Regions from separate parts of the Mus musculus genome. Here regions 2, 3, 4 and 5 are each linked to region 1. Evidence: chromatin loops called from intact Hi-C (ENCODE). Cell type or tissue: left cerebral cortex. All regions are shown on one strand. Links, peaks and the distances in the headings refer to the core of each region. The heading gives the core; the rest is flanking DNA. Region 1 holds the start of Ccin (calicin). Region 2 overlaps Reck (reversion-inducing-cysteine-rich protein with kazal motifs). Region 3 has its middle 7.2 kb from the start of Olfr159. Region 4 overlaps Reck (reversion-inducing-cysteine-rich protein with kazal motifs). Region 5 has its middle 6.1 kb from the start of A630077J23Rik.

What was found. Hi-C counts contacts between places; a loop is a spot of excess contacts. Peaks named below come from ENCODE experiments on the same cell type or tissue, not always from the same donor. Only the 100,000 strongest peaks of a DNase experiment are listed, where the experiment ranks them.
Region 2: it touches region 1 in a loop (7-fold over the local background); 16 of 42 quality-filtered maps call a loop at or near these places.
Region 3: it touches region 1 in a loop (1.9-fold over the local background); 5 of 42 quality-filtered maps call a loop at or near these places.
Region 4: a loop joins it to region 1, with 9 times the contacts of the local background. A loop is called at or near these places in 39 of 42 quality-filtered maps.
Region 5: a loop joins it to region 1, with 2.6 times the contacts of the local background. A loop is called at or near these places in 9 of 42 quality-filtered maps.

What each region holds. Positions count from the first base shown.
Region 1 is chr4:43,979,313-43,985,648 of GRCm38, forward strand. Ccin (calicin) reads left to right here and starts at 4,192. Exons shown (of 1, transcript NM_001002787.2): 1 at 4,192-6,221. The coding sequence starts at 4,283. The coding sequence ends at 6,049. In left cerebral cortex, for the core only: a CTCF peak has its summit at 3,272 (motif pointing left); a DNase peak (open chromatin) is centred at 3,254; H3K4me3 peaks cover 406 bases.
Region 2 is chr4:43,904,359-43,909,358 of GRCm38, forward strand. The region is part of intron 6 of Reck (reversion-inducing-cysteine-rich protein with kazal motifs); the gene reads left to right. Among named protein-coding and RNA genes, the nearest start is that of Reck, 31 kb to the left of the region's middle. In left cerebral cortex, for the core only: a CTCF peak has its summit at 2,307 (motif pointing right); a DNase peak (open chromatin) is centred at 2,309.
Region 3 is chr4:43,760,670-43,767,005 of GRCm38, forward strand. No RefSeq gene overlaps it. Among named protein-coding and RNA genes, the nearest start is that of Olfr159, 7.2 kb to the right of the region's middle. In left cerebral cortex, for the core only: CTCF peaks have their summits at 883 (motif pointing left) and 2,970 (motif pointing right); a DNase peak (open chromatin) is centred at 2,969; H3K4me3 peaks cover 315 bases.
Region 4 is chr4:43,924,010-43,929,009 of GRCm38, forward strand. It overlaps Reck (reversion-inducing-cysteine-rich protein with kazal motifs), which reads left to right. Exons shown (of 21, transcript NM_016678.2): 12 at 1,052-1,188; 13 at 3,137-3,277; 14 at 4,268-4,456. Among named protein-coding and RNA genes, the nearest start is that of Glipr2, 31 kb to the right of the region's middle. In left cerebral cortex, for the core only: CTCF peaks have their summits at 1,994 (motif pointing right) and 4,007 (motif pointing right); a DNase peak (open chromatin) is centred at 1,991.
Region 5 is chr4:43,742,576-43,748,911 of GRCm38, forward strand. No RefSeq gene overlaps it. Among named protein-coding and RNA genes, the nearest start is that of A630077J23Rik, 6.1 kb to the right of the region's middle. In left cerebral cortex, for the core only: CTCF peaks have their summits at 733 (motif pointing left) and 2,793 (motif pointing right); a DNase peak (open chromatin) is centred at 2,784.

The DNA of each region.
Region 1 (6,336 bases), core at 699-5,698:
GACAAGGAATTTGAGCTCAGACACATGGAGAGAATTTACTGGCGGAACTGAAAAACGTACCAATGGTGCGAGTTTAAAATAGAGGCCCAGCAAACCTAAGCTATATGTTCTGTAGTTCAGTTATTAATGGTAAAGGCAGGTGAGCCTAGAATCCTAGCTATTCGCAAGACGATGGGAAGTTCAAGGCCAGCCTGGACAACTTATAGAGAATCTGTCTGAAAGGAAGGTAAGACCGTTGATTGCAAACCTGAGGCTCTAGGGGCAAGTACCATGCTTCATGCTTTGAAGACCAAGAAGCTATCTTGAGCTTCCTGCTTGTAATTCTGTATATCTTTGAAAATGCCCTAATTATCTTTAAGGGTTTGCAATATGATGATGTCAATCTATAAAAATTAAAATATTAGGGTCTCCTTCCCAGGAAAATCCCATAAATGGAAAATGCTGATCAGGGCAGGAGGAAAGTGGGAGACCTGGCAGGAGCCCTTTCCTGGCTGAACCAAGCAAACAGCCATTGAACTTCCTGCCCATCCCTAGGAGTACCAATGTCTGCATAGAACCAGGAGCTGGCATGAAGCCACTCTCGAAGCTGGCGTCTGTTCCACAGTTGGTTGGGACTAAGGAAAAAGCTGCTTTCCAGGACTGGAGAAGAGCCAGCGAGCAACACTGGCTGAGCAGATGGGCACAGGCACACCCACCTTCCCTTGCAAATTCTGACAGTCTCACAGAGTAGCCCTGGCTGTCCCAGCACTTGCTAGGTAGTAGACTAAGCTGACTCCAAATTGGCAATTCTCCTGCCCTGGGCTCATTCCTTTTTTAACTGTAAAGAACATTTTATTGATCAGGCATAGGGGTGCACACCTTTAGTTTCAGCCGAGGCAGAGGCAGACACAGATGGTTCTCCATGAGTTCCAAGCCAGCCTGGGATACCTAACAAGTTCTAGAATAGGCAGGGCTACATAAAGAGACCCCGTGTTGTAGGTGTCTTATTACTGTGGTAAAACACCTTGACCAAAAGCAACTTAGGGAGGAAAGGGCCCTTGCATCTTACACTTCTCGTAGCAGTCCCTCACTGAGGAGGGCAGGGCAGGAATTTAGAGGCAGGAACTCAAACAGTCCACGGAGGAGTGCTGTCTACTGGCTGCCCAAGGATGACACCAGCAGCGGTGAGCTGGGCCCTCCCCCACTGATCCTGAGTCAAGCAACACCTACCTCCCAGACTTGCATACAGGCCAATATGAGGTTATTTTTCTCAGCTAAGGTTCCTTCTTTCCAGATGCATCCATGTCAACCAAAACACCATCTCTAAACAAAACAAAACTGCATATAGAGTGTGCAGGTGAGGGGACAACTTTGTGGGCTCACCGTGTCCGACTACCTTTGTGTGGGTTCCAGGAGTTGAATTTGGGTGGTCAGGCTTGCTGGGCAGGCATTCTGCCTACAGAGCGACCTCAGCAGCAACTGTGCAAACACCTCTTTTTGTTTGTTTGTTTGTTTGTTTGTTTGTTTTTTAATCTCAAGTAGTCCAGGCTGGCCTAGAACTTAAAGACTATATATCTAAAGGGGACCTTGAACTTCCAATCATCCTGCTCCTATCTCTTGAGTGCTTGGATTAGAGGCATGGCTCACTATACCAAGTTGGCATGGTTCTCAGGATCCAACCTACCGCTCTGTGCGTGACAGGCACGCATTCTACCCACTGAGCTTTGTCCCCGGCCCAGTTTAATGAGCTTTTACATTTTTAACTTTGAGACAGTCTACTATGTTGCCCCAGGCTGGCCTAAATTTAGGCCTTCCGAAATCTGAGACACATATGGACTACCGCACCCCCACTATTTGTTTAATTTTAAGGTCTACACATGTGGAGCACCACACCCCAATTTTTGTTTTGTTTTAAGGTCTATGTTGCCCAGGCTGACCTTAAACTTTTGAGCTCAGAGTCCCTCCTGCTTCTGCCTGCCGAGTAATGGGATTCTTTGAGTCTTGAGTTTGTTGAGGATGGGAGCTTTGCAACTAAGACCTAAGACCGGAAACTGTGGCAAATGCTCTCCGGTTGAACAAGCCTCTTCTCTCCAGGCCTTAGTCAGGTCTGTCAGATCCTCCCAGACCTCCATGATCTCCAGCTGGAGGCATACGGTGAGTGAGCTCATTTCTGTCCTGGTGCTCTGGGATCTGATGACCTTCTGCTTCCGGTAAATGTCCCAGGAAGTGGGGTCTGACAGTCAGGATGCCACTGGATTCAGGCATCCTTATCAGACTCACGATGCTTCCTCTGGCCAAGTGGCCCCTGTTTCTCAGGTGATGAGACCTGGAGAAGCGTGCAGAGCTGAAATTCCCTGAGAGAAAGAGAGACAGAGACACACACACAGAGAGAGAGACACACACAGAGAGAGAGACAGAGAGAGACAGAGAGAGAGACTAGGTAGTGGGGAACTGAGCTCAGCCACATAGGGAGTTCTTTGAAGTGGGGCTGGAACCTAAGTACCCCAAGCAGGGGGACAGAAGTTCTAACCCCTTCACAGGCATCACATCCAAAGAGACTATCTGCCCCAGAAGTCAGGTATCAAGATGTGTAACTTCACTATTAAAGTATAATTGTTTAAAAAAAAAAAAAAAACAAAACTTCAATTAATCCTAGCACCTGAGAGGCAGAGACAGGTAGATCTCTTGAGTTCAAGGCCAGCCTAGTTTACATAGAGGTTCCAGGACAGCCAAGGCTACCCAGAGAAACCCTGTAACAAAAACAAACAAGCAAACAAACAAACTTTAAATTACCAAGTTCCTAGATAAGGAAAAGGCTAGGTGTGGGATGGAAAGATGAATGAGAATCCAAGCCAGCAAGAGGGCTGGAGAGTGGTGGGTATGGAGCTGACAGTCACTCTGGGAGGGGCGTTCAGGAGGACCAGAAGGTCTGGAGTGAGGCTTGGAGCCCACAGTGGAGATGGGGTCTGCAGTCAGGTCCTCCTGACCAGTACAAGTGACCATATGGCACGGTTCTTCCTAAGAGGTCCCAGGGTGGCTTTGGTCATACACCATTGCCGGGCTCTGTCCACATCTGTAAAATGAGAACAGGTGTGGGTCTGCCACACTGTGAGCCCCGGGTCCAGACGTATGAGTTTCAGAGTCGCTCCTACACAAAGGAGCCCTAGGCGGGACAAAGCAGGCAGAAAGGGACGCCCCGGGGCGGGTGAGTTTCCTCTCTACGCCATTGGAGAAGCTGAGCACGGAGGCGGCGTGCTTCTGGCCAGGAGGTGACCCTGCAGCGCCACCGTGCGGCCGAAGCAGGCTCCTATAACCCGTCGAGGGCTTCGGGGATGCCCACAGCTGTGGTTATATCAACTAAGAAACAAGAACTGGCATTTATTGGAACGTTTGCTGTAAGCTAAGCGCTGTGCCTGCTGCACTTTGAAGCGAGTATTCTCATCTCACAGAAGAGGAATCTGAGGCCTGAGTGAACTGGTCTAAGAAACTCGGAGTGGAGAGGCCGAATCAGGCATTTCCCCAGCATTTTACTAGATACTTGGAAACCTGGTATGGGAAGTTTCCAAACCTGGTATGGGAGGTTGGAAACCTGGTACTGGCGTTTCCAAGTCCTCCCATCTTCCTAGGGCTGGCTGGCCCCTCCATTTCTGCTCCAGTGAGTGTCACCCACTTCTCCATGAAAACTGTATTCTGACTACAGAGATCAGAAGCCAGAGGGTTTGTCTTCTCAGACGTCCAGGAACCTTGGTAGAAAAAAGGGCCTTCAGGGCCTAAGAATTGAACCATGAAAACTGTCTGGTCCCCACTTCCTGAAGGGGTGAAAGGGTTGTAACGCCCCACACTGTGGGAGTTCCAGGTTTGCTCTGCCTCTAACTGCCTCTGTGACAGGGGGAGTCCTTCCTCAGCAGGACTTCAGCCTTCTGGTTAAAAGGGAGGCTTCTAGATCATGGTAACCTCTCCTCCCACCCTAAATTTTCCCTCTCCACAGCTGCTCTCTGCCCCACCCAAACCAGTTCGAACATTCCCGGCGAAGCCGAGGACTGTGACTTGAAAGGCCCAGGGGGACACCGTGGCCCCATTCCAGAGCTTCCTCTGAAGCTCTGGGGAGAGAAAGGCCTGGGGGCGGGGAGGGGGCTACATTATGATGACCTCATCCATTCTATGACGTCACCCTCTCTCCCACGCCCACTCCTCTCTGGTCAGCTGCTCTGCAAACAACCATCAGTACAAACCCCAAAGGCCTGGAAAAGTCTGCCCTCCGGTACCTGCTACGAATCTTCTGTCTCGGCCAACAAGAAGCACCATGAAACTGGAATTCACAGAGAAAAACTACAACAGCTTTGTGCTGCAAAACCTGAACAAACAGAGGAAGCGTAAAGAGTACTGGGACATGGCCCTGACTGTGGACCATCATGTCTTCTTCGCACATCGCAACGTGCTGGCTGCCGTCTCTCCACTAGTGAAAAGCCTCATCTCCAGCAACGACATGAAGACCACCGATGAACTCTACATCACCATCGACCCCAACTACCTGAGCCCAGCCACGGTGGACCAGCTCCTGGATTACTTCTACAGCGGCAAAGTGGTGATCTCAGAGCAGAACGTGGAGGAGCTGCTCCGGGGCGCACAGTATTTCAATACCCCACGCCTTCGGATTCACTGCAATGACTTCCTTATTAAGTCTATTCGCCGCGTCAACTGCTTGCGCTACCTCTTCTTGGCTGAGCTGTTCGAGCTCAAAGAAGTATCAGACTTGGCCTACTCTGGCATTCGTGACAACTTCCACTTCTGGGCCAGTCCCGAGGGCTCTATGCACTTCATGCGCTGCCCACCCGTCATCTTCGGTCGCCTGCTCCGGGATGAAAACCTCCACGTGCTCAACGAGGACCAGGCGCTCAGCGCACTCATCAGTTGGGTGTACTTCCGGAAGGAGGAGCGGGAAAAATACTTCAAGAAGTTCTTCAATTACATCAATCTCAATGCGGTCTCCAACAAGACGCTGATGTTTGCCAGCAACAAGCTGGTTGGCTTGGAGAACAACTCTGCCCACGCGACCTTGATCGAAAGTGTCCTGATGGACCGCAAGCAGGAGCGCCCGTGCAGCCTGCTGAGCTACCAGCGGAAAGGGGCCCTGCTTGACTCGGTGGTCATCCTGGGTGGCCAGAAGGCCCACGGTAAGTTCAACGATGGGGTGTTTGCCTATATCATCCAGGAGAACCTGTGGCTGAAGCTCTCAGAGATGCCATACCGGGCAGCCGCGCTCAGTGCCACTGCTGCTGGCCGTTACATCTACATATCCGGTGGCACCACTGAGCAGATTTCAGGACTGAAGACAGCGTGGCGGTATGACATGGACGACAACTCCTGGACCAAGCTACCTGACCTGCCCATTGGGCTTGTCTTCCACACCATGGTGACCTGCGGGGGAACAGTTTACTCAGTGGGTGGGAGCATTGCCCCACGCCGGTACGTCTCTAACATTTATCGCTATGATGAACGCAAGGAAGCCTGGTGCTTGGCGGGGAAGATGAGCATCCCTATGGACGGGACAGCAGTCATCACTAAGGGTGACCGGAACCTGTACATTGTCACTGGGCGATGCCTGGTGAAGGGCTACATCTCCCGGGTCGGTGTAGTGGACTGCTTTGACACCTGCACGGGGGAAGTGGTCCAGTGTATCACCTTCCCCATCGAATTCAACCACCGGCCCCTGCTCTCGTTCCATCAGGACAACATCCTTCGTGTACACAGCCACCGGCAGAGCGTGGAAATCAACTTACAGAAGATCAAGGCCAACAAGTCGACAACCTCAGTACCTCTGTTGCCCAACAGTTGTCCCTTGGATGTATCCCATGCTATCTGCTCCATTGGAGACAGCAAGGTATTTGTATGTGGGGGTGTCACCACAGCCAGCGATGTCCAGACCAAGGACTACACCATCAATCCTAATGCTTACTTGCTGGACCAAAAGATAGGTGAATGGCAGACCCTTGCCTGCCCACCTGAGGCACTGGACTGTCCTGCCTGCTGTCTAGCCAAGCTGCCTTGCAAGATTCTTCAAAGAATTTAAACAACTTTTTAAGTGGGAGAATAAGTAAATGCATTATTATTCACAATTTAATGACAGAAAGCAAGGGAGGAATGTGACTTTGGATTCCTTTTAGTGGGGGGTCAATGCTTGGGGCTACACATGTTCCTGATGGATAGGATTCAGGGTTAATATCTCAATGGAGGTAACTAGCAGAGATGGGGTCTCTGGTTGGTGGTCTACAGTGGGTAGATTAATTAATTAACTAGTTAATTAATTTTGTTATTCCAGCTCTGGAGGTCTCTAAACTGAGTCAGGAAAAACAATCC
Region 2 (5,000 bases), core at 1-5,000, 76 kb before region 1:
TTTTTTTATTATTCATGTGGTTCACAGTTGAGAATAGCATGTAATCAAGTCTTTCCCATGTCATCTTCTACAGCCATCTATTTCCTGCGGTTCCCAGAAATGTTTTTTGTATAGAAAGGAAATGTGTATGTAGTCCTCACCCACTCTTACCACCTTTAGCGTGCACTTCACTCTGCCCTGGACGCCAGTGTTGAGTATGTGTTTGTTTATGCCTGCTGGGGTTGTGCCAGGTCCGCAGCGAGTATTCAGTAAATGTATGCTGAAAGATGTGTTTGCATCAAATTAACCGTGGTTCTAGAGTTACTTTGTGTTAGAAGCATAAAAGAAGGGAGGTGGGGAACAGTCTAAGGGACCAGAAAAAGCAGAACCAGCCATGTCACTGGCAGCTGGAGGTCCCCTAAGCTGTAGTGTAATGTCAGTCTGCTGCAGTGGTTCTGGTGGGACAGCTAACAGCATAGGCTTTGGACAGCTGTGCTGTCCTCACACAGCTTTTGGCTATTTTAATAAAAGTACACAGGTTGGAGATGTGGCTTAGAAGCCCTTGGCTCGATCCCTAGTGGGTACACACTTGCTCTTACACATACACAAAGTGTAAGAGTCTAAATATAAAGTATGTATCAGTTCACACTGAGGAAGTGCCAAGAGTTGTTGGAGTAAATAGCAGAGTGTGATGGGAAACTTAAGGAATGGTGACCCTCCACAGAGGTGTATATATCAGATCTGGCCGTTACCTGCAGCTGATGAGCTCCAAAAAGAGCGAAACCTGTTGGGTCCTGCAGTACTGGCTTACCATAGTAAGACTTGCTGGGGTGCACTGCTCTGTTGTTTAGCATTGTCCTAGGAGAAACTCCTGTTTGATGTCCTTGTTCCTGGTTCTTTTCTTTTCTCGTCCATACCTTAGCTGTGTAAGAGTATGCCTACGGTCTTGGTCGTATCAGACTAGCCGAGATCTTGTCTCGTCTTAAATGGCCTTTCTCTGGGTGGCTTATTTTCTCATGCTTTGTTGTTTGTTTTTGTCGTACCAGGAGTAGAGGCCAGGGTATCATGCTCTATCACGAAGCCACTTCCCTAGCCCAGACCCCATATCTTTAATTACTCCTATTTAATGACAATTCTAGAATCTTCTCTGCCAACTTTCTTTTTGAGATAAGATTTCACTATGTAGCCCTGGCTGGTCTGAAACTCACTATGTAGACCAGATTGGCCTTAAACAACAGATTCATTAAAGGCATGCAACACACACACACACCAAAACACACAGTCGTCATCTTTCTACACTTCTTGCTGAGTACAGTCTTCCCAGATATAATCAAATAAAATCCAACAGATCCCCTCTTCCAAATCATCTCCCATGGATCACTAACTATTATACCCTAAAGAGTTATCTACTGTCAGGTGTGGCGGTACATACCTCAATCCCAGGACTCAGGAGGCAATGGCAGGGAGGTCTCTGTGAGTTTGTGGCTAGCCTGATATACATAGTGAGTTCCAAGACAGCCAGGGCTATGTAGAGAGAAACCCTGTCTTAAAAAACAATAAAGGAAGGGAAGGGAAGGGAAGGGAAGGGAAGGGAAGGGAAGGGAAGGGAAGGGAAGGGAAGGGAAGGGAAGGGAGATAGATTTAAAGTATTACCTCCCTTTGGAGGTAATTAAAAATGTATGTATGTGTGTGTGTATGTGTGTGTGTGAGAGAGAGAGAGTGTGTGTATCTCCTAAGTATATCTTAGTTAATACTGGCCTGAGTCCCTGGAGCAGAGCTCTGCAGTTGTCTTTGTATCTGCCTTGTATTCATGGAGCTGATGATGCAGTGAGCTGACACCCCAGTGCATGTATATCAGCTTTCTCAGGGATGAGCCACTGTCTGCCAAAAGCTTGCAGTCTAGTCCAGGGAAGAAGAATCCATATAGTCTTAGAGAGAGTGAGCAAGCACACTGCTGGAAGCCTGCAGGATCCACACTGGGACCTGGAGGGAACCCCTTCCCAGCCTAAGGAGAAAGTAAGGTGAGAGTGAGGATCAGTCAAAGCTGTGGCCTGGAGTGGGGTAATAGTGCTTTCTTAGGTAGGGTTTTATTTTTAAAATCATTACCCTGTTGCCCACGTTGATCTTAGGATCCTGTCAGCCTCAGTACACTGGTGTGTTCTTGGGTTTCTGGTGTGGTATCCCCTCACTTCAGTACCACTGTAGTTTTTATATGTTAAAAACAGCTGGGGAGCTGTTCAGCGGAGGTCCCATGGGTGTGGTAATGGTAAGCAGGTCAAAGAAGGCCTCGTAAGTAGAGAATGTGAACACTTACTTCCTGTTCTTGCCAGCAGATGGCGATCAGACATTTGAAAAAAACTAGCTAAGACACCAGCAGAAGTGATTTAAGACATGAAGTAATACAAACTAATGCTATAATTCGTACACACACCTGTGGCCTATCAATAATCAACAGTAGCTCAAGCATCGAGAAGAGTTGCTGATAATCAGGCATGGTGACACACCCTGTAATCCCTGTACTTGGAAATTTGAGGCAGGAGGAATTCGAGTTTGAAAACAGCTGACTTCGGAAAGAATGAAGATTACTTACAACAAACATAGGGCTCTTATCAAAGCTGGATACGATCAGGTCTATAACAATCAACATGGGTGTAGCAGAATAACGACTTTATCACATTGCCAATGTGACAGAACATATTTTTATATCTTAAATAGTTTATTTATTTAACTATTTTGCATGGATTGGTGTTTTGCTTGCATGTATGACTGTGTCAGAGCCCCTGGACCTAGAGTTATGGACGACTGTGAGCTGCATGCCAGTTCTAGGAATTGAATTCTAGTCCTCTGAAGAGCAGCCAGTGCTCTTAGCCACTGAGCCATCTCTGCAGCCCCAGACAAAACATATTTTTAAACCATAGACTGAGTAAAGATGTAGAAGTAATATGTTAAAATTAATGGTGCTTCTGTGTAAAAAAAATCAAGTTTTCATTCAACACATTCAGGAAAACCTACGTATGAAAGGGCTATCATTGAACACTAATGAAATGATACAGTTGCTTGGGGGATGTCTATGCTGTGCAGGTGACATCACAGAAGACGGGCTTGTCCTCCTTTTCCTTCAACAGTTTGCAAACCTTGCATTGTTTGCCCTGTGGGGAAGACTGGCTTCTGTAACTGTTTCTCCCTCCTGTGACCTCAGTCACATAAGGATATTGAATTGGAGGATCTCTGACACCTGAGCCTTTATTTCCTTTAGTGCCTTCCTCTTAAGCTAAGTGACTAGACTAGAAGTGATATGTCTCTTGCTTATAAGGTCAAATTTTAAAAATCTAGCTTGGACAAATTAATAAGCATTAAGGTGGGGTTATAGAGAGTTGGTATGATTGACGTTGCCATCCAGGTCCTTAGAGACCTGGGACATCTGCCTGTACTCGGCAACCTTTATGGCCTCTACTCACAGAGGCTAATGAGTGCTCGCTCCACCGCACTTTCAGTAGCAGAGAATGAGCGTGGGTGTCAGGTGTCCCCTAGGCGGCAAGTCATCTCTGATGGAGGCTGTTCCTCTGCAGACTAGTTTTAATATTGATTTGATTTGATTTTATAAATGTTGCTGGGGCTGGTGAACCCCAGTGGAGGGTTGTCTGAGATGGGTAACTGAAATGTCGCAGTAATGCAAAGAACACGTGTGAGGAGACATACAAAACAGTTCACTGTTGCAGAACACTGAGAGGCTCTTCATTCCCTCTGTTGATACTGGCCTATCAGCTCTGCAGAAACAGCGCACACTGAACGGATTCCTTGTCCCTCCCCATGAGACCCGGGTGGGTGGGTGGGTGGGTTGGTTGGTTGGTTTGTTAACTTACTTTGGTTTGAATGAATAACTCCACTGAGGGTTACTCCTACAATGGAATATCATTAGGTAGAGAGAGGCGATGCAATGCAGCTTCACCAACAATATAGACAGACTTTTCTCTTGGCTGTTTGAACAGTCTTCCACTGTAGCCCAGGGTGGCCTGAAATGCACTATGTAGTTCAGACTGGCTTCACACCAGTGACAAACCTCCCACCTGACCATCTGTAGTGATGGGTCACAGGTGGTACCACCATGCTGCAAAGCCTCTGAAGCTGGGTTTCCAAGGCTGGTAACGCTGGTCTTTTTCACTTGTATTTTTTGTTGTTTGATTTTCATTTTTTTGAGTCAAGTTCTCAAGCTCACTGTGTAGCTCAGGCTAGCTTCAAACTCAACACCCTCCTGCCTCAGTCTCCCAAGTGCTGAGATTACAAACATGTGCCACCATGCCCAACTAAAGATGGTCCTTTAAGCCCAGCCCCTTAGCTGGACTTGGCAGTCACGGTACATCTGCTTTCCTTCCATGCTCTCTGTTTGCACATTTACTTCAGTGAGCTGTTTTCCTCCAGTTATGAATGATATTAACTCATAGCTGACGTGCCCTGGATAGCCTAATGGTTTTGGACAAGAAGGGTTTTGGCTTTGTTGTTATTTTGTTTCGTTTGTTTCTTATGTTTCTTGCCCCTTTCTTGTTTTCTTTCCTGCTTTCCCTTATTTTTCAGACAATGACTTAAACAGGGTATGACATTCTGAACAATAATCTATGGCTTCTAGAAAAATTGGTTCTGATCTCAGACTCTGCTTTTAGCAACTTCTGGGAACTAGTACAGGCCTCTTCTGCCTACGGAATGCTTCCCTCTGTAAAATGCCAGGGAGTTTCCCAAGCTCTGGTTACAAGAAGACTAAATGAAAGTTATCTTTGAAATGGTGTGTAAAATGTAGATTTCTGTCATGTGGAATAGGCTGGGAAGTTTGGGAGGTTCCACTGCACAGTCATGTTTGAGAACAATTAGAGGTCATTTCTGAGGTCACATCAACTCTAAAATGCAGTGATTACAGGAAATAATGTAAGTCCGAGTGTTTCTTATTATTTTATTTTCTAAAAAATGTTTTATACTCTACAAGAGCAAATAGAAGTCAGAGCATGGTCATCCCCTCCATACATGCGCCT
Region 3 (6,336 bases), core at 805-5,804, 220 kb before region 1:
AAGATAGTCCCATCTGGCTCCCAGATTCCACGTATTGATTTTTCTTCATTTTCTTGACCTCAGTCTTTTTTTCTGTAAGATTTATTTTTAAGTGTGTGCGTGTGTGTGTGTGTGTGTGTGTGTGTGTGTGGACGCGTGCGCGTGTGAGAGCATGCGTGTGCATGCAACGTCCACAAATGCAAGTAAGAGAACAACTTTCAAGAGTTGGTTCTCTCCTTCCACCATGCAGTACCTGGGACTGAACTCGGTTGCCGAGGTTGGTGGGTGGCAGCCTCTACCTGCTGAGCCATCTTGTCAGTTCCCTGCGGCTTTTAAAAATTCCTTTTTTTTTGGGGGTGGGGGGAGGGGGTGGGGGGCGGGGGGAGGTTGTGGTAGCTTTCACCTTTAACCCCAACACTTGGCAGGCAGAGGCAGGTGAATCTCTGAGTTTGAGGCCAGCCTGGTCTACAGAGTGAGTTCTAGGACAGCCAGGGCTACACAGAGAAACCCTGTCGTCTCGAAAAAAACAAAAACAAAAACTAAAATAAAAACAAAAACAAAACAAAAAAGCCTAAACAAAACAAAACAATCCCCAATCCAACAAAACAAAACTCTTTTTGAAAGCTTGGGGTACAGGTGGGAGTGAGTGCACACTTGTAATTCTAGTGCTTTGTGAGTAAAGGCAGGACAATGACTTCAAAGATAGCCTTGGCTACATAGCAAGTTTAAGGCTAGCCTGAGCTATATAAGACTGTCTTTAAAAACAACACAGAGCAATGACTGGAGGAAGAGCCTGGCAGCAAAGAGCACACATCACCTTCCGAAGGCAAGAAGTTCAGCTCCCAGCCCACACTTCAGGCTCACACCACTCTGCTCCAGCTCCAAGGGATCTGATGCCCCCTCTTGGCCTCATCAGGCACTGTACTCATGGACAAACCCACACTCAGACAGACAAGTAGACACATAATTAAAAATAAAATAAAAATTTTCTTTTTGGGGCGAATTTCCAGTTTTAACTGAGCATAAACACATTAATATGTAAGCTATCAATATTAAAATTATTCTTTAGTTTGGATTTCAGTCTGTAATATGTTGGTTGTCCTGGGCGAGCCCTCAAATGAGAGATTAGGAGTTAGAAGGACTCCGAGGTAGGCAGCTGGATAAGGAGGGGTGTGGCTAGGTAATAAAGATGGGGAATTTCAGAGATGGCCAACTTCTTCCTCAGCCTCTAGACTTGAGACAAAAATCCCGGCAGCATGCTGCCAAGCTGGCTCAACAAGTTCAAAGTTGGGCCAGGGCAAGTCACACAGCATCTCTGTGGTCTGTCAATCATCCTATCTGCTTTCAAACTAACCAAGGCTAGAATAGGGAGGAAAACTGCAGAGATGTTAAGGCTCCAGACTTGGAGAAGAAACTGGGTTTTTCCACTTTTGGGGTCTGCTGTCTGCTTCTCGGAGGGTCTTTTTGTCTTTTTGTGTGTCTGTGCGCATGCACGTGTGTGGGTGCGTGCGTGCATGCTTGGTTTCTCCACAGTCACCTGTTCTGACTCAGATTTTTCCTGCCTTTTAATTCTTTAACTTCAGAGAATATGAACCCAGTCAATATGGAATCATTTCAAGACCCCCAGGTTGTACCAGCAGATGTGGCCACATTATTGTTAAGTTCTAATGAATCTGATTTACTTTCTGAGCAAGCACTGGCTAATAATTCCTAACCTAGCATATTAGAAACATCCAGTTATTTCTATTAAAATTATCAATATTTTATGAAAACTATTTAAAATTCAAAAGTTTATTTTAATCTTTTCAAGTAACGTTGGGAGTCTACTGAGGTGATTTCCTTCCCTTTGCCTAGGAGTGTAGAGAATTATGCCTCGGATGTCCTTGATGGCTCCACTTTACACTGAAAATAAATGGAGGGTTGGGAGAAGCTCGCTGAGTAAGAGCTCATGTTATCATGTTTGGTAACTGTGCTCTGCTGACTTGGTTAAAGGAGTTTGGAAGACATCTTTTTGTGTGTTCTGAACTAATTTGGACAATCTTAAAGCTTTTTGCTCCCTGAATGCCCCCCTCCCCCGTTGATGTTAATCTGTAGAAACATCTGAAGTTAGAACATCTTGAGATGGGGAACTCGGAAAATCTTTCAATTTCTCCTCAGTTAATTTGAGTTTTAGGGCATATGTCTTCATTGACTAACTCGACCTGTTCTTATCGCTAGACTATGTTCTCCCAAAGTTTCTATTTTATGTCTCAGCTATTTTTACAAAACTTCTCATTTTTTTCCTTTGCAGTGGTTACTTGTATCTAACTAGAGGTTGGTAGTAAAACAGAGACCTGGGGTGAGCGTGAAGGCTCAGCTGAGCAGAGAGCCTCCCCAACCCTCCCCCCCCCCAAATTCTGTCCCCAGCCCCTGCACTGCATGTTTCAACCAAAGGAGAGAAACTTTAAATTTGGAATTGTTCATAAAACATTTCTCTGGAGACTGGCTTCTAGGAAAAAAACAAAACAAAACAAAACAAGGAAACACCTCGAGAAAACAACACAAACAAACCCACTGACCCTGATTGGAGGTATTTTTGTTGGTTTTGGTGTGTCCTGTTTATCATCTGGCATTAAGCAGATACCAGGAGATTTTAGCACGAATGGAGGTGCTGGGGCTCTAGAGGGAGAGACTTACAATCAGCGGGACTGCCTTCATACGCAGAAGGAAAGAGATCCGGAGTTTACTGTGTAGAGGCACAAAGCTGACCGAGGACTGGAAGCTGGAGCTACCGGAGAGCACATCTTTACAACTCCAGGAAGATTTGCTGGGTGGCGTGAATGAAGCAGCTATAATTTAGAAACACTGAGTTGCCCTTCGCTGGAGGTGTGAAGCGATGCAGGCTGAGCAGGTCAGGGCCGTTGGACAGAGTTCTAATGAGTTAGTTACATACATGAACCTCTGCTGAATTTCACGCCAGGACTCTGTAAATGCCTGAATTTGGCTGGAATGGCCACTAGATGTCAGGCTTGTGCATTCGCTGTGGTACATTGTTTAATAGGCTGACTCTACAACTCAGAGCTTAATAAACTAATGTTAAGAAAATGAAGTTCTACTTTAAAAGCATGTATCCTAGCCCAGGCAATCCCAGAACTCTGGAGGCAGAGGCAGGCAAATCTCTGTGAGTTCAAAGCTAGACTGGTTTACATTCTAGAATATCCAGGGCTACATAGTGAGACCCACCTTAAGGTGGAAGGAAGGGAGGAAGGGAGGGAGGGAAGGGGAAGAGAGAGAGAGAGAGAGAAAGAGAGAGAGGGAGAGGGAGAGGGAGAGGGAGAGGGAGAGGGAGAGGGAGAGGGAGAGGGAGAGGGAGAGGGAGAGGGAGAGGGAGAGGGAGAGGGAGAGGGAGAACATTCTAAAACTGACCCGGGTGTTACATGTCCATAATAATAACACTCTGGGGGTGTCAGCAGAAGGATCAGGGCTTTGAAGTATCCTTAACTAGTTTTGGGTTACAATGAGTCCTATCTCTAAACTCTGTGTGTGTGTGTGTGTGTGTACATATGCTTATTGTAGGCAATTCATTCTTACAACACTTCAGAGGATTTAAATATAATTTTAATAAAAATTTTAATATATATTCTTACAACTGGATTTACTTTCTAAATTTTCTCTTTGTGTGTGTCTTCTTCTGATATTCTCAGAATTTAACATATCCCCCATCAGCATCTCAGACCCTCTTATCCATCTTGTGTCTACTGTTATAGGCAGGGACTATTCTCACTCCCTTTTGCAGATCATGAGGCACTTAGCAGCAATACAATTACATCATTGGTAGCATCCCTGGTTCTGCTGTGCTATCTGCCAAGCACTTGTTTATAGTAGCTGATCGACTTATGTAGCTACTTATAGTAGCCTAGGTGCGGGTGATTCCAACGACTGTGGCCTCCATAGGACCATAGGTTTGGTCCCCAGTTAGTGGAACTGTTTGGGAAGGATTAGGAGGTGTGTCCTTGTTGGAGGAGGTGTGTCACCGATATCTGAGTTTTGAGCTTTGAGGTTTCAGAAAGCCTGCCCACCCTTGCTCTGTGTCTTCCTGCTGCCTGTGGATCAGGACCTAAGCTCTCAGCTACTACTCCAGCACCATGTCTGCCTGCTGCCACACTCCCTGCCATGACACTCATGGACTCACTCTCTGAAACTGTAAGCAAACCTCCAATTAAACGCTTCCTTTTATAAGTTGCCTTGGTTGTGGTGTTTCATCATGGTAACAGAACAGCAACTATGACACTGGGTAATGGTATATGTGGAGAAATGAACCGAGAGGGATCAAGCTAACTGCTCATGCCCCTCAGTGAGAAGTTGCTTTTCAGTGTCGGTAGTGCTGAATCGCGGTACCCACGGCGGTTACCGGCTTTTACCTTCTTGGACATTCACAGTGGACTCTTATCAAAAGGTGCTGAGAATTTCTGAAAAAGAACTTGTAGAAGTGTCACTGAAAAGCACTCAGACATACTCAGTCACAACCCATTCTTCTCTCCTCCCTCCTTCTCCTGTCCTCCCTCTATCCTTCTCTCCATCCCTCGTCCCTTTTCCTTTTTCTCTCTCTGCCCCCTTCCTCTTGCTCATTCACCAATCTTTTTTCAGAATATATGTATTTATTGGAATACAGACAATGTCAAATCCAAATTCTATATTCTCTTTTTATTTTCTTGCATGTATATGTGTGTGTGGTGTACATGCATGTGCATGTGTGTACATCTGTGCATCCATGTGTGTGAGTCCAGAAGTTGACACTGGGAGTCTTCTTCAACTGCCCCCTCCCCCTGCATCTTCCTCACCATCTTCCTCTTGAGTCAGGATCTCTCACTCAAACCTAGAGCACACCGATTTACTAGGGACCCTCTGTCTCCTAGACCACCACAGCCACCTGACGTCCTGGGGTCCAGGGAATCCAAATTGAAGTCTTCATGTTTGTATGGTGGTTGGTTTTCCCTCTGATCTGCCCACCTCGGCCTCTTGTTGTTTTAAGATAGAGTCCGCAATACCTCTCCTGGGCATATATCCAGAAGATGTCCCAACCGGTAAGAAGGACACATGCTCCACTATGTTCATAGCAGCCTTATTTATAATAGCCAGAAGCTGGAAAGAACCCAGATGTCCCTCAACAGAGGAATGGATACAAAAAATGTATACATTTACACAATGGAGTACTACTCAGCTATTAAAAAGAATGAATTCACGAAATTCCTAGGCAAATGGTTGGACCTGGAGGGCATCATCCTGAGTGAGGTAACCCAATCACAAAAGAACTCAAATGAAATGTACTCACTGATAAGTGGATATTAACCCAGAAACTTAGTATAGCGAGATATAAGGTACAATATGTAAAACATATGAAACTGAAGAAGAACGAAGACCAAAGTGTGGACACTTTGCTCATTCTTAGAATTGGAAACAATCACCCATGGAAGGAGTTACAGAGACAAAGTTTGGAGCTGAGACAAAAGGATGGTCCATCTAGAGACTGCCATATCCAGGGATCCATCCCATAATTAGCCTCCAAGCGATGACACCATTGCATACACTAGCAAGCCTTTGTTGCAAGGACGGTGATATAGCTGTCCCTTGTGAGACTAGGCCGGGGCCTAGCAAACACAGAAGTGGATGGATGCTCACAGTCAACTATTGGATAGATCACAGGGCCCCTAATGGAGGAGCTAGAGAAAGTATCCAAGGAGCTAAAGAGATCTGCAACCCTATCGGAGGAACAACATTATGAACGAACCAGTACCCCAGAGCTCTTGACTCTAGCTGCATATGTATCAAAAGATGACCTAGTCGGCCATCACTGGAAAGAGAGGCCCATTGGTCAGGCAAACGTTATATGCCCCAGTACAGGGGAATGCCAGGGCCAAAAAATGGGAATGGGTGGGTAGGGGAGTGTGTGTGTGTGTGGGGGGGACTTTTGGGATAGCAGTGGAAATGTAATTGAAGAAAATACGTAATAAAAAAGAAAAAAAATAACATATTTTTAAAAATAATATAATCATTTGTGCAGTTTTCTACTGGATTATCATAATTAGATATTTATTTGAGATGTAAAGAAATAAAATATATATAAAAAAAAGATAGAGTCCCACTATGAGCCCAGGCTGGCTCCAGATTGCAATCCTCCTGCCTCAGCCTCCAGAGTACAGGGATTACAGGTGTGCACTACCACACTTGGCTTAACCTTAATTTATTAGTATGTTCCATAAGCTGCCATAAATTGTCAAAGAGTAGCTTAGTTTGGCCGTGTTAAAATGACATTAAGTTGTTAGACTATCTTTACCCAGAAGACCTCTGGGTAGAGAGTTCTCTCTGTCTCTTCTTAGA
Region 4 (5,000 bases), core at 1-5,000, 56 kb before region 1:
TGGTGGGAGAAGCAGACCCTCACTGCACAGCCCTCTGCTGCTCTCCAGGCGTCTGCTTTTCCAAGACCAAGTCCACACCAAGCCCTAAACCCTTGGTGTGCGGCTCAGTGCTGCTCAGTTCAGATTAATTACCGTCCAGATCATTTTTTAACTTTTCTTATTTGGTTTAATTTTGATTTTGGAGTCTTCCTGCCTTACTCTATCTATAGTCAGGCTGGCCTTGACCTCATAGCAATCCTCCTGCCTCAGCCTCCTGAGCAGAGATGACAGGTATGAGCTGTCATGCCTGGCTTTTAATGAGTTTTCTGACATGACTCAAGAATGAGCTGAATAAGGGAGAGGTTGAGGTCTAACTATGTGATAATAAGTCAGAGGTCACACATGGGAAGGATGTGCTCATGAAGGTTTCCTTCAGCTAAGGAGCCAAGCCTTCCTCAAAACTAAGAAAAACTAGGAAAGACGTGTGTGTCTTATGTCTACATGTATGCATGCACCACATGCTTGCCTGGTACCCACGGAGGTCAGAAGACCCCTAGAACTGGGGTTACAGATGGTTTTCAGCCACCATGTAGATACTAAAAACTAAACCCATGTCCTCTGCAAGAGCATCAAGTGCTTTTAACTATGTGCCCAGCTTTCCAGCCCTAAACTAAAAAAAAAAAAAAAATGTTGGAAACTCTCTGGTTATTATAAGCCAAACACCACAGTGATAACTAAAAGATCTTAAGATGAGAAAGGGAGGAAAGGAAGGAGAGCAGAGGCAACCGCCTCGGGCCTTGAAAATGGCTTACAGTTTGCAAAGCAGACTGGCCAGCTCAAGTTCCTTTTAAAGGGGGTAGACGCGACACCATGCTTGGAGCAATAAATGTAAGTCTCAGATTACAGGAAGTTAGGCTTTGTAGCTGGAAGTTTACTGTGTAGCTGGAAGTCCCTGTGACTGCTGGGAAAGCTCAGCAGGTAATGGACGCTTCTGAGAGGTTTAAGAAACACAGCTTTGACCAGACAACGTGAGACAGAACCATGAATACAAAATGTTCTTTTTTCTTTCAAGATCAGATTGTGTAGAGATTCTCAAGAAATGTGGAGACCAGAATAAATTCCCTGAAGAACACACAGCTGAAAGTATCTGTGAGTTTCTGTCCCCTGCAGATGACCTGGAGAGCTGTATCCCTCTGGACACGTACCTCAGTAAGGACTGCGTGGGTTTGAGTTTAGAGCTCAAGGGCTTCTCTCATGGTCTCTGCTCTTGTTCTTTGCCTAGGATGAGGAACTATTGTTTGAAGATACCATCTGCATTCGTTATGTTTCTGTTGCTGTGGCAAGAAACACCCAACAAAAGTGTTTAAAGGGAGGAAGGGTTTACTTGGCTCACAGTTCAAGGGTACAGGGGCAACCATGGCAACAGGACTGGGAAGCAGGATCATCAGGCGTTCGGAGGCAGAGGCTGTGCTCAGCTCCCTTCTTCAGTCCAGGCCCCTAACTAATGGAACGGTGCCATCCAATAGGGTAGGGCTAATCTCTCCCCTGAGGGTCCAGAATTTTGTCCCCTAAGTGACTAGACCCTGTCAAGTTGTCATTGCTATCTTAAAATGAGTAAGCAGAAGCTGTAGTTTATCTTTCGGAGGAAAGATGAACTATTTGCCAGTCAGGAACTGTAAAGATGGAAGCGGAAGACAATGTCATCAGAAGTCATGATGTGACCAGAACGTGGAATTCCCCCTAGGAAACTGTCAGCTCTTGTCATCCATATATCAGAACATGAGCAGGCCTGGATTACACTTACCAAATAGAGAAGGGAAGAAAGAGCTCTCCCCTGGGCTCGCACAGGGAAGTGGAACTTGTCTTACTACTTGAGTTTCTTCCTGACAGACACTTCTGCCAAGAGCTACAGCAGTAGGTTGGTACCTCCTTGAGGGAGGAATTGCACAAAGAGCTCCTTAGCAGTGAGACCAGTGAGGCCATGCCCTTAAGTGTTTGGGCCGCCACCAGGGGGCGCCAGTGCCATAAACTATCTGGCCAACAGAAAAGCCTACTTGCTGCTTTTCCAGTTAGGATTAAGCCCAACTGCCAATAACAGAGCAGTTAGAAGCACAGGAAGACTCAGAGCAAGTAGGCCAGGATGTTTATGGTGGTGCAGCATCAGGAATGCAGGCTTCTCAGCCTTCCTGCACTCACTCTGTTCCCTGCACTTCGCTGGCCTGCCAAGGATGCTGGCACTTTATCCAACTCACTCTAGTTGGCAAAAGGGAGGTGAAGAACCTTCTATTATAATCTCAGGGGATGCTTATAAGTGTATGGAAAACTTGGAAGGGTTGTCTTTTTAGCTTTGGGTTTATGACCACCTTGAATAAAAACAGGATCTACTAAACAAATAGAGAAGAAAGGGTGGTGAGTGTATAACAGGCAGTATCTGTTGGGCTCTCAGGATAGAGACTATGGAACATGCCCTAGCTTTTGCCCCTGTGACCTTGGGAAGATCCCCTCCCAAGTTCTAGGTAAGACTGCCCAGAGTGATGGGGCTGAGCGAGAAGGCTCCCGCAGCCTCTGTCTCTGCTAATTCACAATGCTAGCAGCCTACAGCAGTGTGTGTTGGAGAAAATGATTTCAGCAGGAAGGAAACGAGACAACACTCCAGCATGAACAGCAGCACTCTCCTTAAATACCACATGTGCTTGCAATGCTGCTCTCCCTTGGCAGGATGTTGGAAGGTAGATATGACTGTGTTGTGGGTCTCCATAACAGATGGCCATTTATTATTCAACACATAAACATGTATTTGATCACCATAGCCCAGGCAAGTCCCATCTCTGAACTGCTGGCCACTGAAGTTATCTGAGTTGATCTTATTCTCTTCCAGATAGGAACTCCATGTTAGCTTGTCTGTTTTGTTCATTAGTGTATCTAGTACCCAGGTCCTGCCAACTGTATTGTAGGTCCCCATTAGTAAGTGAATGGTTGGGTACATTGTGATAAGCTGACAAATGAAGAAATCCAAATGTTTAGTTAGGGCTGGTTAGACTCAGGCCTTACTTTCTGCCTGTGAGCTCTCCATCTCTTCCAGTCATGATGATCCGGGTAACTTAAAGATGCGCTACTCTTTTAGATTGATTACACTGATCAGTTTTGGGCTTTTCAGGGCCAAGTGCTTTAGGAAACATCATAGAAGAAGTGACTCACCCCTGTAACCCAAACCCCTGCCCAGCCAACGAGCTCTGTGAAGTGAACCGGAAGGGGTGTCCGTCTGCAGATCCCTGCCTTCCATACTCCTGTGTTCAAGGTAAGAGATGGCACTGTGAGTGCCGTATGCACATGGGGCATGTGCTGGCACTTCCTTAGAGGAGGGGTCTTTACCCGGGCTACAAGGACATTTTCTGTGCTATCTTTTTATGTAATGTTTAAGGGTTTTCCACACACACAAAAAAAGTATATTTATGCAAACAAAGACACATATGTTGAGATTTAATCTCTTGCTAGGTATTGTAATGCTCAATACTGGCTCCCAGGGTCTGGTGGCCCCCAGGGATGAGGAAGTCCTCATGTACACCAAGTGATGCTGTGTAACCTTGCTCCTTAGTTTAAAACTACTGGTTGAATAAAGATGCTGACAGCCTATATCTGGAAGAACAGTCATTGCTCTTAACCACTGAACCATCTCTCCAGCCTCTGATTGTTTATTTTTTGATAAGGTCTCACTACATAGTAGCCCAAGCCATCTTCCTGCCTCAGCTTTCCAGTTCTGGAAGTACAGGTGTATATTTCTGTACTTGGCCAAAGCTATGTATCGTCATAGTAGTTTTGTACTAAATTATTTGGGGTATGTGTCCTTAATCACGCGTAAGACATGGAATTTTCATTTGAGAGGTTATACCTTTTGGCCAGTGAGCAAAATCAATTTCTTATATTGGTAAAAGTTCTATAACATAACCTTTTTTAAAAACATGTATTTTAGTGTTTTACCTGCAACTATATATGCATACCATGTGAGTGTAGTGCCCACAGAGGCCACAAGAGGGTGTCAGGTCTACTGGAGCAATAAAGGTTGTGAGCCACCACATTGTTGCTGAGTAATGAACCTGGGTCCTCTGGCAGAGCAGCCAGTGCTCCTAACTGCTGAGCCGTCTCTCCAACTCTGTAACATACTCTTACAATCTTTAACAGCTACACAGTCCTGGAAGACTTTATTAGCATGAAGTATGTCTAATGTGATTCATTGTCATAGGACGATATTATCAGTTCATCGTCCTGTTCTTGTCTGTATTCTGTACAGGCTGCAAATTGGGAGAAGCTTCTGACTTCATCGTCCGCCAGGGGACACTGATCCAGGTGCCGTCCTCTGCAGGGGAAGTTGGTTGCTACAAGATCTGTTCCTGTGGACAAAGTGGCCTCTTGGAAAACTGTATGGAAATGCACTGTATCGACCTCCAGAAGTCTTGTATTGTCGGAGGAAAAAGAAAAAGTGAGTCTCGAGGATACTAGTGTTTGGTCTTAGCACGCTGTGAACGTGGTTGTCTTCACTTTGCACAAAGAGTACTAGATGAGTTCTTGCTGAAGAGTACAATCTACACATCCTATATTCCAGGACAGTACTTTCTAATCTTTACAGAATGCTGAGGGGGGGGGGGGTTGGAAATGTTTTGTTTTAAGTCAGATCTTGTGATGGCCTGTAGCTCACTACATAGCCCAGGTTGACTTTGAATGTGCAATAATCCTCCTGCCTCTGTCTTCTGAGTGATAGGATTACAGTCAGGCACCACCACAACCAGGGAGTACTAGGACTTGTAAAGTGCCCTTTTGGAAGCCTCCCGAGAAGGGCCTGAGTGTTAATCTCCGTGAGCTCTGACTGTGTGCCAGGCACATTACCTCACATTATCTCTTAGTCATCTGAGTCCCTCCTTGTGTAGGTATTGTTATTATTACTACCTCTCTTAGTTAGGGTTTCACTGCTGTGAACAGACACCATGACCAAGGCAAGTCTTACAAGGACAACATTTAATTAGGGC
Region 5 (6,336 bases), core at 557-5,556, 240 kb before region 1:
TTTTCTATTTTCTATCTCTTTCAGATGGAGACTCATTTCTGTCTTTCTTCTTAAAGAAAAAAATTTACAGGTTTCAAAGCTAAACAAAAAGAAAAGCAAAATTCCTACCCCACCCCCACCCCCATATTTCCGAGTCAGTGGCTTTTTGTTTTGGGAAAGGGTCTGCTGCTTTAAAAAAGTTCAAAGCCTGTGGCTCCAGAGAAAGTTTCCAGATTGTGAGCTGGGAGGGGGGAGGGGGCGAGTTGGGTGTGGCGGGTGCTTGGGTGGCAGCTGGCAATCCCAAACCCTGGGAAGGAGGCAGGAGGAGCAGAAATTCACGCTCAGAGTTATGTGAGACCCTGTCTCAAAAAACAAAACAGGCCAAGTGTGGTGGTAGCCTATATGCACACTTTTAATCTCAGCACTCAAAAGAAAGAGGCAGGAGGATCTCTGTGGGTTCCAGGCCAGCCTTGGCTACATAGTGAGACTGTCTCAAAAATAACACAACAATAACAACAACAATGGAAAAAAAACCAAAAAAACAAAAAAGTTCAAGGATAGCCTGGGAATTATTAGCCTCTTTCTCAAAAACAGTGGAGGGGATTTACATAAAATAAAGGCCAGGTTTAAACATTTACTTAAAAATGGAGAAAGATCTCACAAACAATATTTAAAAGAAAACATTTTAAAAATAAAAGTAAGCCTTACAACACAAATGCTCCAACTGCTCCATCTGGTGGTCTTGGTCTGGGTGCTGTGTACTGAGGGAGAGAGCTCAGACTAAATAAAGTATTAAGAGTTTGCCTGGAACTTTACACTAGCCATCAATCCTATCAGGGGCAGCCTGCTTCCCGGAGGTTGTCCTTGCTGGTGTTATTCTTGGTTTATCTGTCTGTTTTGAATCTAGGAGCTCACCCTGAAGCTGGTGCTGGCCTGGAATTCACTATGTAGCACAGGCTGGCCTGGAATTCATGATCGTCCTGACTTGACTTCTTGAGTGCTGAGATTATATGCTGACAACATCATGCCTGGCTTTTGTTTCCTTTAAAAAGAATTGCAATGTGTGTGTGTGTGTGTGTGTGTGTGTGATTAATTCGTGTGTGGACATGTGCTCATGTGTGCATGTGCTGTGTGTATGCATGCGCTGTGTGCATGTGTGGAGTTTGGAGAACAACATTCAGGAGTTGCCTCTCCCTTCTACTATGGGCACAGGGGTCTGAACTCAGGCTGCCAGGGTCGACAGCAGATGATATAGATTTGTGGATCTATATCACTGCTTTTGCTTTCTTTTTAAGTGATCAAACATTTTTGTCCACTCACCCTCGTCTAGATTTTGCCTCTGAAATCAATATTACTCTTACGCATTATTCAGATTTTAGAGTAATTTCCGACTCGAGCCTCTCTCTCTGCTTCACCTATAACTTTACCAAGTAGTCCCATAGTGACTATTGAGACTCTTGGGAATGAACAGCAGCAATCATTATTGGAAAGTTCACACATGTTTTGTTTGTTTGTTTATTTGTTTTTCCAGACAGGGTTTCTCTGTATACAGCTCTGGTTGTTCTGGAACTCACTTTGTAGACCAGGCTGGTCTCGAACTCAGAAATCTGCCTGCCTCTGCCTCCCAAGTGTGCCACCATGCCCGGCTAAGTTCACACATGTTAAAACTCAGATCCACTGACAAGCTTAACAGAGCCACCTGTCAAAATGACTGATTGAAGGGCTGTTTTGTGGCTTTCAAAAGTTTGCTCATTTTTCCTGATAGCTTTCAAAGGATTTGTGTGTGTTATGTGTATAAACTTACGAAGTTAACTTTATTCTTAGGGCTGAAGCAGTTCGAAGCCACCGGGCCACAAGGCCAGGGTTATAAGCCTGTTCTTTCCAAATCAGCTCTCCCCAACCCCATCTACAAAGTCCAAGTCCTCTGCTCAGCCCCGGAACACTTACTCCAGTTTGTTGAGTGCATTATTTCTGGATAAGGTCAGCTAGAAGCTCACCTTTATGACTCAGCCTGTAATCCCAGCTGTTCAGGAGACAGAGGCATGAGGATTTCAGGAGTTACAGAGTGAGCTAGATAGAGTCAGCAGGAGCAACTTCATGAATCCCCCCCCCCCCAAATAAAAAGCCAAGATGGTCGGGGTTAAAAGCTTAATGCTAGAGCACTGGGCTAGTGTGCGAAGGTCCCAGGTTCAGTTCTAGCTATTTAAAGAAGCATGTTGTAGCACTTTCTTTTGCTAGTTCTTATTTTTAAATGGCCACTAGTAGGGTATCAGGTATAATCGTGAGCTTAGTAATGGCCTGTGACCAGTAAAAGACCTTAGCAATATCCAGATGCAGGAATGTGGGAGTGGTGTGGGGGCTGCAAAGGATGTTTTGCCGGCATGTATGTCTGTGTAGCATGTGTGTGTGCCTGATGCCCTCAGAGGTCAGAGGAGGGGCATGGAATCTGCTGGAACTAGGGTTACACACAGTTGTGAGCCGCCATGCAGGTGATGGAGATTGAACGTGGATCCTTTGGAAGATCAGTCGGTGCTCTTCACCACCAAGCCACCTCTCCAGCCCTCTACATAGAGTCTTTCGACACAGGTTTCTGACCCTCACTTTTTGGCAAGCACAGAATGCACTTTATTCTGTTATGTCGTAGGTGGTATCGTTGTTGCATTACATATTGGAAAAATTATACAAATTGTCATTAAAAATTAATCGTGGCGGTGGATTATGGAAATCTAGTAACCACTGATAATGGAGAAATAAAGGACATGGCTGCTCTGAATCAACCTTCTAAGGATCTGTAGTTTACTCAAGTGGCCACTAGAGGCCACTATGTGTACATTTAGAGAGCTACACACTTGTGCAGTTTGGAGAAACCAGGAAAAATTTTCCCTCTAAACTTTTTTTTTTTTTTTTTTGAGGCTTATTTTATTTGTATTTTTTAACCACGGAACCATCTCTGTAATCCCTACGTCTTTTACAAACTGTGGTAAGTCATGTGCAACACAACAACTAGTCATTTTAACTGCTTCTCCCTGTTAGCAGGGATTGAACACGGGCCTTTGTAGCTGCTGGGCCACCTCCCACTGAGCGGCATCTTTCTCTCACATCTCCTTCCACTTAAGTGGAGAGTTCAGTGGTACCCAGAACATTTTCAACACCGCATAACCTTCACCACCGTCTCCATAACCGTGCCCATCCTACGCAAACTCTGAGCCGATTCAGAGGTAATTCTCCTCACAGTTTTTGGCAACCATGCTCCTTTCTGTCTCTGAATTAAACACTTAGGTTTCTCTCCTGTAAGCAGGGTCGCTCTCATTCCTTTTGCAACTTGCTTATTTCATCCAATGTAACATCTTCAAGGTTGATCCATGATGTAGCAAGTGCCAAATCTTTCTCTTTTAACGGTCATGCTCCAGGTGCTTGTACATATAAAATAACTTTTGTTTGTTTTCAAGACAGGATTTCTTTGTGTGGCCCTGGCTGTCCTGCAACTCGCTCTGTAGATCAGAGTGCCCTTGAACTCACAGAGATCTGCCTGCCTCTGCCTCCGCCTCCGCCTCCGCCTCCGCCTCCGCCTCTGCTTCCACCACCAGGTATTAAATAACTCCTAATATTTAAATTGATTTTATTTTATTTTTTTTTCTGCTTTTTGGAACAGGGTCTCACTAAATTGTCCAAGGTTGCCTGGAATTCACTATGCAACTCAGGCTGACTGCAGACTTGGGATTTTTCTGCCTCAGCCTCCTGAGGGCTGAGATTGTAAGTCTTGTTTTGTTAGAGGGGGGAAAAAAACTAAAAACAAAAAACAAAAAAACCCGCTAAAAGCACTAAAACCTCCCAGAGTTTGATATACTCACATGAACCTGTTGTTTGGCCACTTGCAGCACAGTTATCTGGTGTATTCTCCCATGCACCTCACTCATAGTTACAAAGTTAATTCCTGAAATTCTATCAACCCACAAACATTTTGAATAGCTCTAAGAATGATGTTATTATTTTAAGTGTAACTAAAACAGTGTTGTCACGTCTTAAAACATTTAATTATGAGTTCTTAGTACAATCAACTCTCAAGCGAGAGCCCAATTTTCTACATAAGTTTTCATTCTTATTTTCCTATATTCATAACTGACCACTATAAGCTTGCAAAGATCTGGTTGTGCCAGAGTGACCTGGTTCGAAACCAAGAGAGGTGGGATTTGAACTGAATAGGAGAACTTCCTGGATATGAATGAATCTTCGACACGCTGTCTGCTCATGCAGTTTGCTTATCTGTGGAAGCAAGAGCTGGGGCTGCCGAGGAGGGATTCGCAGACCGGGACCTTGCCGAGGGTGGGGGTGGGGGTGGGGGTGGGGGTGGGGGTGGGGGTGGGGGATTCATTTGTACTCTCAGTTCAGTGCTCTGTGAGCTACTCTAGCAGGAACATAAAGTAGCTTATTATTTTGAGAAGGGTCAGAGGATCGAATCTTAAATGCATTTGGATCTTGTAAAGGAAAGGTTTGTGAATAGAGCATAAAGAAAATTTAAACAAATGAGAAATAATGGAGGGCCCTTAGACAGGTGCAAGGACGCGGGCAAAGTAAGGGGCGGGGCTGGAGAGATGGCTCAGCCTGGCGGTTTTTCCAGAGCCAGTTCAGTTGCCTGCACTCTGGTCCTGCAGCTCACAACCACCTGCAACCCCTTAACTCTAGGGGATAAGACACCCTCTTCTGCCTGCCCCATCCAATGTGCTTGAGCTCAGGGGAATAAAAATATCTCTCAAATAAAGGGAGAAATGTTGGAAAAATCAACATTCAGCAGGGATTCGGGGCACTCTAAGGTAAAGCTTTGGTCTCTTGTTACTACTGTTGTCATTGATATTTTCTATTCAATTAGAGCAGCAGAAAACCACAGGATCCCCAGTGTTTTAAGGATTTATTATTTATCAGGAAATCAAGTTAACTTAAGGCGCCTGGTCGTCTTTGACGCAGCAGGCCCTGTTAAATTAAATGCTTGGGATTCCATAGGCCAAACGGAGAATTTCTGGCCCCAGAGTTTCTTTCAGATAAGATAGCCAGCCTTTTTATTCATTCACGTCACTTGATTTGTGTGCCTAATGAAACCCATTACGTTGTAAGATAACTTTAAAATTTTAGTTTAAAAAAAGATTTCGTTTAATTCAAAATTTCAAGTTTATTCTATATAATGGTAAAATTATCCACTAAAAGGGAGTGATTCATAATACATTTGCTTAAAGGTCCACAGTAGGTTTTGTGTCGATCTCCAACCAGACTGGTCTTCAGTATGGGCTGCGATGCTCAGGCAATTCAGCTTAGCTTCAGCAAAAGCAAATATTTAGAATTCAAAAGTAAACATTTGAATCCAGAGCCCATTAGATTAAAAAGTTAGCAAACTAAAGCTGCCTTGTTAGTTAATCCCCCTAAAGGTAAAATCTAAGTCACATGACTATTGACCTGGAACTCTTTTTTTTTTTTTTCTTGGCATCACACAATCATGTTTATAATTCTTGCAATAAGGGAATTTTTAAAAACTAGTCTCTTTCATCTCCATTCCCACAAAAAGCTTTTGAAAGTAACAATTTCTGCTCAGTTGTTTTTTCCTTTACTTAAAAAAAAAAAAAGGTGCCAGGAATCCCACCCCACCCTGTGCTGGGTCATAGTCAATCGCTTGTGATTCCTGGCTCAAACACAGGCATTCATGCCTAGGAAAAGGCTTTGCGATGAATGAGATCTTGGTCGCCACTAAAAACAAAATATGGCTAAAAAGAGACTTCAATTTATTTTCAAGTCCTATGACTAAATTCCTTTAATTCCTAACTGGTGAAAATATTGGCAAACTACCGGGTTTTACTTGGGGTCAGAGTGACTTCTTTGGTGTATGCCCAGAGGTGCTGGTGGCACGCTGTCTGAGACTCACGTCTCAGAAGGTCACCAGGTGGAACTCTTCAGCTAATGATACAACTAATGGGATGGAGGACAGCTCAGAAACCAGGACCATGGCTGCCTTTCCAGGCAGGCTTTGATTCTCAGAACCCACATGGAGGCTTGCAGCTGTCTAAAACTCAAGCTCGGCCCACCTCTTCAGACTCCGAGAGTAAGCATCAGGCACATAAGTGGTACACAGACATTAAGGAGACAAAAAGCTCACAGATATAAACTAAGAATAACTAACTAGAATCATTTTAACATTTGGTTTATCAAAAAGTTACTTCCCAAAGTAACCAACCTTACAGGTCCTATGGAGGACCACAATAACCCTTAGCCACTCAGCCTTGGAATTGATTTCTCTAAGAAAAAAGCCAAATCACAATGTTCCAGATATATAAAGAGGAAGTTACTTTATTTTCTGATAAATTTTCAGACAAG